Linked DNA regions of Mus musculus: region 2 is linked to region 1. The links are chromatin contacts, found by Hi-C or POLR2A ChIA-PET in ENCODE. All regions are on one chromosome and are shown on one strand. Each heading gives the region's core, a stretch centred on a gene start or an enhancer-like site at or near the end of the contact. The rest is flanking DNA. Distances are from core to core; before and after follow the strand shown. Region 1 holds the start of Rhpn1 (rhophilin, Rho GTPase binding protein 1). Region 2 holds the start of Mafa (v-maf musculoaponeurotic fibrosarcoma oncogene family, protein A (avian)).

Region 1 (3,657 bases), core at 1,074-3,573:
TCATGCAAAGGACAGCCTCAGCATCTTGCATGGGTTAAAGCGACGCTTTCGCCTTGGCATGGATGGAGCTCCTGGAGGCAATCACTTAGACTGTGGCCCCAGGGTTACCATGAAGCCAGCTTTCATGTCACTGAAGAGCGCCCACAGAAGTGGCACCTGGGCTCACTCTGAAAGAAGGAGGCCATTAAGTCATCCTTGGGTGACTACAGATAGGTGACTCGCTTTCTGGATAGCTGGCACAAGATAGCATAGGGATAGAGTGGAGCCACATTGTACTGTCTCCTTCTCAGGACCCACCCCTGCCTGTGCAGGAGGGAAACTTGAGGCCACAACAGTCTCCTGTCTTCAAAGCTACTAAGAAAACGGCACACATCTTTTCCCCAAGACCCTACTACAAGGTTCTAAGCTTATTTATGGCCGATAGCCTCAGTCCCTCCCCCACCTGCTAGGGAGCTGCAGCAGCTAGCCACTCTGAGGTTTCACCAGCCCCAGACCCTGGGCCTGTTCTTGCCCTTTTTAACCTTGGTTCACTTATGGAGGCCAAGCCAGCTTCCTAACCTGTTTTGGTGGAAAGGCAAGATAAGCTGGGCTGGATGGATTCTGGAAGCTGATAGCCCACACCCAGTTTTCCACACTGGGCTGAAGGAAGTGCTCAGCAGGGAGGGCACAGGTGCTAAGTAACCATCTCTCTCTATCCCGGTATGATCTCCCCACCCTCTGGAAACAAAGGCCGTCTAACCATGGCTGACCTCCATGGTGGCTACTCTTGTCTAACTCTGGGAGAACTTGCCATCAGTACAGACATCGCAGCAGCAGTGGCCAAACCAGAACAGGGCCTGGCCACGACCAGGGAGGAAAGGCATGGGGGTCAGAGAAACAAAACCTCCCACTCAAAGACCCAGTGACCTGTACTGGGCTGGTCCTCAAGGATTAGCAAAAGGTGGGGGGCGGGGGGACACAGTTATCCCCACACAGGCCTGGGAATAGAAAGAAGGAACAGAGCAATCCTAAGCCTTCCCAGGCTTCTCTTACTGAGTCAGCTCAGGGTGGGGGAGTCCCACACTATCCACAGGGAGGCTGACCAATGCAACATGCACTTCCTCCACAGGGCACCTGAAAGGCATGGCCACCCTAGGAAGAAGAGTTCCTGGAGAACATGTTGCAGGCTGACTCCGTCTCCCTCCCTCCCTCCTTCCCTCTCTCCAATCTAACCCCTCCCCAGTTTGAGCTAGTCACTGTGGTATCAGGCATGCCTGGTTAGGATGGAGCCCTTGAGGGTTCTGTCCAAGTCCCAGTGCCTTCCTCTCTTCCTCTTCCTCTCCCTCTCCTCCCTCTCCTCCAGGAGACCTGATACACACACACACACACACACACACTGGATAGAATCAGCCAGCAACAAAGTACAATCTGACACCAGGAAGGAAGGTGGGCAAAGAGCCATGGGAACACCCGGGAGTGTTGTGACAGCAGCTTCTGCTTAGCAGCCCCTGGGGATGGGCAGGAGTACCCCAGAGCCTACACACATACTAAGAAACCCAAACACTCACTGACCCCTAGGAAATACCCAGACCGGAGAAGCAGAGAAGGTTAACATAATATCCCTTAGGCAAAGAGCAAACTAGTTTCCACTTCACCCCTGTGTTCCTGGAAGCCCAGGCACCCTCATCTCCAGACTCAGGAGCTTTGGAGGGGATGTATGTTGGGGAAAAGTAGTCAGGCTTCCCCGTGAAGTTCCGAAGGTTTTTGCTGTCTGCTGTCACAATCTAACCACTAATGGACACTGACTCCTACAGCGGGGCACGCAGAAGACACTGTTAGAGAAGGAGGCTTTCTAGACGTCAGAAAAAAACACGTGCTTGCTTGTGGAGGTGAGGGAGTGGGGGTTGTCACCCATCAGAACCAACTTCTTGGTTCTGAGACCCAAGGGGTTCTCTAGCTTCAGGGGAACCATCTAGACCGTGACTGCTCCAGTGTTACTCCCATCGGGCTGGAACACCGGCTCTGGTCTCTCCTTGGGACCTCAGTATCCCCACCTGGCATTCAGGGGAGCGGGTCCCAGGAAGGAAAGGCCGGGAAGGCCGCACTGCACAGCGCGGGGCAGGAGGCTGAAGACCCATATCCCTGCTCAGCCCCCACCTTGCGGATGCTGCCGTCGTCCTGCGGCCGAGAGCTTTCCTCGCCAGTGCCCTGGCCATCTGGCCTCTCCTCAAGGATCATCGCTGCTCGCTCGGACGCTGACTCCGAGAGGCTGCGAGCAGCAGGCCCCTCGCGCTCCAGGGAGGATCAGCCGCGCTGCTCCGACTGTCCCCCTCCTGGAGGGTCCGACTGACCGGTGCGGCAGAGCGCGGGCCCCGCCTGCAAAACTTGATGTTGTCCAATCAGAGGTGAGGGCTACTCCGATGGATAGAAACTACTACCAACCAGAGTGAGAGAAAGGCGGGCTCCAGGTAAGGGATCTGGTAACTCTTAGCAACCAGGGCCGCTCGCCGATCAGGGTACGCATGCGCAACGCTAGGTGTTAGGCGTGCGGAGAAAGTTAGGAAAAGACAAGCAGAACTGGGGGCGGCGACCAAGAGCCGCTGCAGCCTCTGCAGGGACTTCAAGGCTTTATCTCGTCACCCCGGCAACGGGACCCTCCAGGATTGCTCCAAAAATGTTTACAATGGGGTTTTTTAAACGGTTTGTTAGAGACAAGTGCTTGTGCTGATTCTAAAACAATGCCTGCTTTCTTCCCGGCACTAAGAGGCAAAGCGCCGCTGCGGTCCCCTTGCTTCCAGAACCGCCCCCAGAAACCTCGCCTCCGGGACCTGGTTATGCATTTTGTTTCCAGAGCCTACATTCTCCTTGACCTCCTTGTGCTTCCAGAACCGGATCGCCTTCCAGAACCCGAATTGGTTTTAAGAATTGGACTTTTTCCAGAACTCGAGCTCCTTGCAGGGCTTACTCCGAAGCACTTCTCAAATTCATGTGGGCTGGCTCACACTAGATGAGCTGAGAACACAGCCTAGAAATGAGTGGCTAGCCCTTTGTCAAGCTGCTCCAAAGGTCAGCCTCCTCCACGCTGCCCGCCACCCTGGTCACTGCTTGCCCTGACTGAGTCAGCGACTCAGTCTCTACGCCCCATCCCCCTCACACACACCTGGCTCTGTCATCCCCAGATCTAAATTTGCTCGGCTAAGCTCTTGGATGTCCCTGGACAGTGGGCCCCCGCCAGAAATGCTTCTCTCATCTGCCCCGCTAGCCTCTCCAAACTTCCTGGCATTTTTGATCCCAGGGCAGCATTGTCCCCTCCCCTCCCCTCCCCTCCCCTCCCCTCCCCTCCCCTCCCCTCCCCTCCCCTCCCCTCCCCTCCCCTCCCCTCCCCTCCCCTCCCCTCCTTTCTTTCCTTTTCTTTCCTCTAGTATCTTCCTGTGGAGTGTCACCTAATTTCACTTCTTCCTCCACTGACATCCTCATGAGCAGCCTCCTCCATCTCCGGGCTCTTATGCTGCCTAGGTGTGGTCATCACCTTAGAACTAAACAGAGACCACATGTGCTGTCACCTAGCACAGCTGTCACCCTCCTGCATAGGCACCCCTGAATTCAGACTTCTGTGTCTTCAGAATCCTGTGTGCTTAGACTGACATCCACCCAGCAAAGCATGCCTGACTAAAGCAA
Region 2 (3,821 bases), core at 1,094-3,593, 44 kb before region 1:
TTTGAGGTGCTAAGTTTGTGATGGCATACGCCGGGAGGGAATCAAAATATCTTTTCTTTTTCTGCCTTTCTTTTCTTTTCTTTTCTTTTCTTTTCTTTTCTTTTCTTTTCTCTTCTCTTCTCTTCTCTTCTTTTGTTTTCTTTTCTTCTTTTGTTTTCTTTTCTTCTTTTCTTTTCTTTCCTTTCCTCTTCTCTTCTCTTCTCTTCTTTTCTTATCTTTTCTTTTCTTTTTATCTTCGAGATGGGTTTCTCTGTGTAGCCCTGGCTGTCTTGGAGCTCGCTCTGTAGATCAGGCTGGCCTTGAACTCAGAAATCTGCATGCCCCTGTTTCCCAAGTACTGGGATTAAAGGTATATGCCACCACACCCACACCAGGAGTGGAGTCCAGAGAAGGCAGACTGCCCAATCTCATCATCTCACTCTGTACCCTTTTTAGTAAGCCCAAGGCCACATGGGATGCTGTGCCCAGACATGTAGCTCATCCTTAAGTCCCAGAGCTTCTGGGGCTCAGGCTGAGTGTCCTAGTCTAATGCCTTTGCCAGGCTACAGGAGACATAGAGAACTGAAACACTGGCTCTCCTGGTGAGACCTCGTGCTCTAACTCAAAGGCTCCCCTTTGGCCACAGGTGGATCTGATATAGGTTACCTTGGACAAGGCCAGTTGCTTTTCACGGCCTCCTTTCCTCATCCGTAGAATGGGCATGATTACACTGATGGCTGTGGCTACCACCTCAGCACTGTAGAGTCCCAAAGATAGACATTCCAATGGCTCCCCGAAGTCTCCTTTGGAACAGGCTGAGGGGAGAGTTTTGTAGGGGTTTCCTCATGCTTTTTTTGTTTGTTTGTTTGTTTCTGAAGACCAAGCCTGCACAGATGAATATGAAGGTGAGGAGTGTCTGGACACTGAGGGAAGGAGCTGGGAGCTATTTGCTCCTAGCTGCCAGGCATCCCCTGTGAAATAGCAGGCACCTGTAGAGGGAGTAGGCAAAGCCCTTGGCACCATGACATCCTGGATAGGTATCCTGTGAATACCCTTTCAAACTTTTTCCACCTTGTGCACAAATGGTTTATATTTAAGAATCGATTGATTGATTGATTGATTGATTGACTGATTGATTGATTTTTAGTTTTTCGAGGCAAGATTTCTCTGTGCAGACTTGGCTGTCCTGGGACTTGCTCTGTAGACCAGGCTGGCCTTGAACTCCCAGAAATCTTCCTGTCTTGGGAGAGCTGGGGCTAAAGGCCTGCACCACCATTGCCCGTCTATTATTTTTAATAGTCAACGGCATATAAGATTATAGATAACAGAGAGGAGAAAACCGCACTCTGGGTCACATCCAGCTGTTGTTCGTGAATGCACGCCCTTTCTATCTTCGGTTGGGATCTGGAATTCTGGAGGAGGGAGGGGAGGGGAGGGTGTCACAGAACTCACATCTTGTCACCCACCCTCCCTGTTGTCCTTGTGGCTTTCTTTTGCTCGGAAGCGGCCTCCTACTAGGTGTGTAGAGACATTCAGCAAGTGTGACGGTGGCAATCTGCTTGCCACTTGTCACTCCAACTTGCCCCCACCCAGCAAGGCTCCTCCAAACCGCCCTGGTGGGCAGCTGGGTCTGAGATTCCTTGTGGGCATTTCTGCAGGCGTCCAGACCCATCAGCCCCATGAATTCAATTCAGAGAAATGGGTTCTCTACGCAGGGAGTACCCGAGACCTGCTCCTCTAGCCCCGTGGTGGCCACAGGCGTCTGTCCCACTCCACCTACCACAACGCTCAGAGGCCTGCGGTTCCACCGTGCATCCCGCCGCCCGAGGTGCCAGCAACTTTGTTGACTGAATTCCTGAACCCATCCCAACCACAGGATAAAAATAGCTGGCGCTCCCGGGCAGCTCGGGAGTCACCGGTGTCAGGATAGTTAGAGGTCCCCATTCTGGAGACTCCAGGCCACTTGGGCCTGGTGCGGGACACAGCCAGCTAGACCACCTAATGGATCTGAGACACCGAAGGAGTACCCTGGACGAGGGCCTCCTCAGCTTCCCTGCACTCTCTGGCTTTACGATCCTGGAACCTCAGAATCTGCCACTTGGTCTCGCGCCCTCTGCTGTGCAGTCCCATGCGGCGGCCACCAGGGGGCCCTGCCCACTCCTCTTGCCGACGGCCCTTCCCCACCCCTTCCCACAGCTGTTTCCCGCAGGAGATTGACAGCTGGGCTCCGGGTTGCCATGGGGATAGGCAAATGAGGGCGGCAGGTCTGGGGCTCCGATTGGCCCGGGGGCGTCGGCCCCCACCTGGGGAGGCGGGCCCAGAAGCGCGTCTCTATAAAGGCTTGTGCGGCTCTGCGCCGGGCCGAGGGAGGCGGGGCCGGCCGGCAGCGCGGGTGGGGCGCGGGGCGGGGCCGGGCGGGAGAGCCCGGAGCGCGGCTGAGCCCGGGGCGCGGCCTCTGCACCCTCCAGGCCAGGACCGCGGAGGAACAGAAGGAGGAGGAGGGCAGGATTGGGGGCCCTGCGCCCGCTCGTAGCGGGCCGGGGGGCCACCCGAGAGGCCTGGCCGGCGGCGTCCCCTGAGCACAGCCCAGAGTTGACAGCAGGAAACTTTTGCTGCTGCGCCCTTCGGCGGCGCGACCAGAGCCTGAGCCCACCGCGGCCCGGGGGGGAGCTAGGGGGAGAGAGGCCCGCGGCTCCCCCCACGCTCCCCCGCCGCCCGTCGGGGCGCGGCCGGGCGCGGCGGCGGGGCTGGGGCCCCGGGCGATGGCCGCGGAGCTGGCGATGGGCGCAGAGCTGCCCAGCAGCCCACTGGCCATCGAGTACGTCAACGACTTCGACCTGATGAAGTTCGAGGTGAAGAAGGAGCCGCCCGAGGCCGAGCGCTTCTGCCACCGCCTGCCGCCCGGCTCGCTGTCCTCGACGCCCCTCAGCACGCCCTGCTCCTCGGTGCCCTCTTCGCCCAGCTTCTGCGCACCCAGCCCGGGCACAGGCGGCGGCGCGGGCGGCGGGGGCAGCGCGGCTCAGGCCGGGGGCGCCCCGGGGCCGCCGAGTGGAGGCCCCGGCACTGTCGGGGGCGCCTCAGGAAAAGCGGTGCTGGAGGATCTGTACTGGATGAGCGGGTACCAGCACCACCTGAACCCCGAGGCGCTCAACCTGACGCCGGAGGACGCGGTGGAGGCGCTCATCGGCAGCGGCCACCACGGCGCGCACCACGGCGCGCATCACCCGGCGGCTGCTGCGGCCTATGAGGCCTTCCGGGGTCAGAGCTTCGCGGGCGGCGGCGGCGCGGACGACATGGGTGCCGGCCACCACCACGGCGCACACCACACTGCCCACCATCATCACTCTGCCCACCATCACCATCACCACCATCACCACCACGGAGGCTCTGGCCACCACGGCGGAGGCGCGGGTCACGGCGGAGGCGGCGCAGGCCACCACGTGCGCTTGGAGGAGCGCTTCTCCGACGACCAGCTGGTATCCATGTCCGTGCGGGAGCTGAACCGGCAGCTCCGCGGCTTCAGCAAGGAGGAGGTCATCCGACTGAAACAGAAGCGGCGCACGCTCAAGAACCGCGGCTACGCGCAGTCGTGCCGCTTCAAGCGGGTGCAGCAGCGGCACATTCTGGAGAGCGAGAAGTGCCAGCTCCAGAGCCAGGTGGAGCAGCTGAAGCTGGAGGTGGGGCGTCTGGCCAAGGAGCGGGACCTGTACAAGGAGAAATACGAGAAGTTGGCGGGCCGGGGCGGCCCCGGGGGCGCGGGCGGGGCCGGCTTCCCTCGGGAGCCCTCGCCAGCGCAGGCTGGCCCCGGGGCGGCCAAAGGCGCACCCGACTTCTTTCTGTGA

What was found. Hi-C counts contacts between places; a loop is a spot of excess contacts on that map. ChIA-PET counts read pairs that join two places held with the same protein, here RNA polymerase II (POLR2A).
Region 2: a map of T-helper 2 cell shows a loop between it and region 1 (2.6-fold over the local background). The contact joins the promoter of Mafa here to the promoter of Rhpn1 in region 1. A Hi-C loop is called at or near these places in 2 of 37 maps with a recorded cell type or tissue (CH12.LX and T-helper 2 cell). POLR2A ChIA-PET finds 5 or more read pairs at or near these places in 2 of 5 experiments (Patski and embryonic stem cell).

Annotation. Positions count from the first base shown.
Region 1 is chr15:75,702,954-75,706,610 of GRCm38, reverse strand. Rhpn1 (rhophilin, Rho GTPase binding protein 1) reads right to left here and starts at 2,323. Exons shown (of 15, transcript NM_001163465.1): 1 at 2,137-2,323. The coding sequence starts at 2,217.
Region 2 is chr15:75,746,843-75,750,663 of GRCm38, reverse strand. It overlaps Mafa (v-maf musculoaponeurotic fibrosarcoma oncogene family, protein A (avian)), which reads left to right and starts at 2,343. Exons shown (of 1, transcript NM_194350.2): 1 at 2,343-3,821. The coding sequence starts at 2,742. The coding sequence ends at 3,821.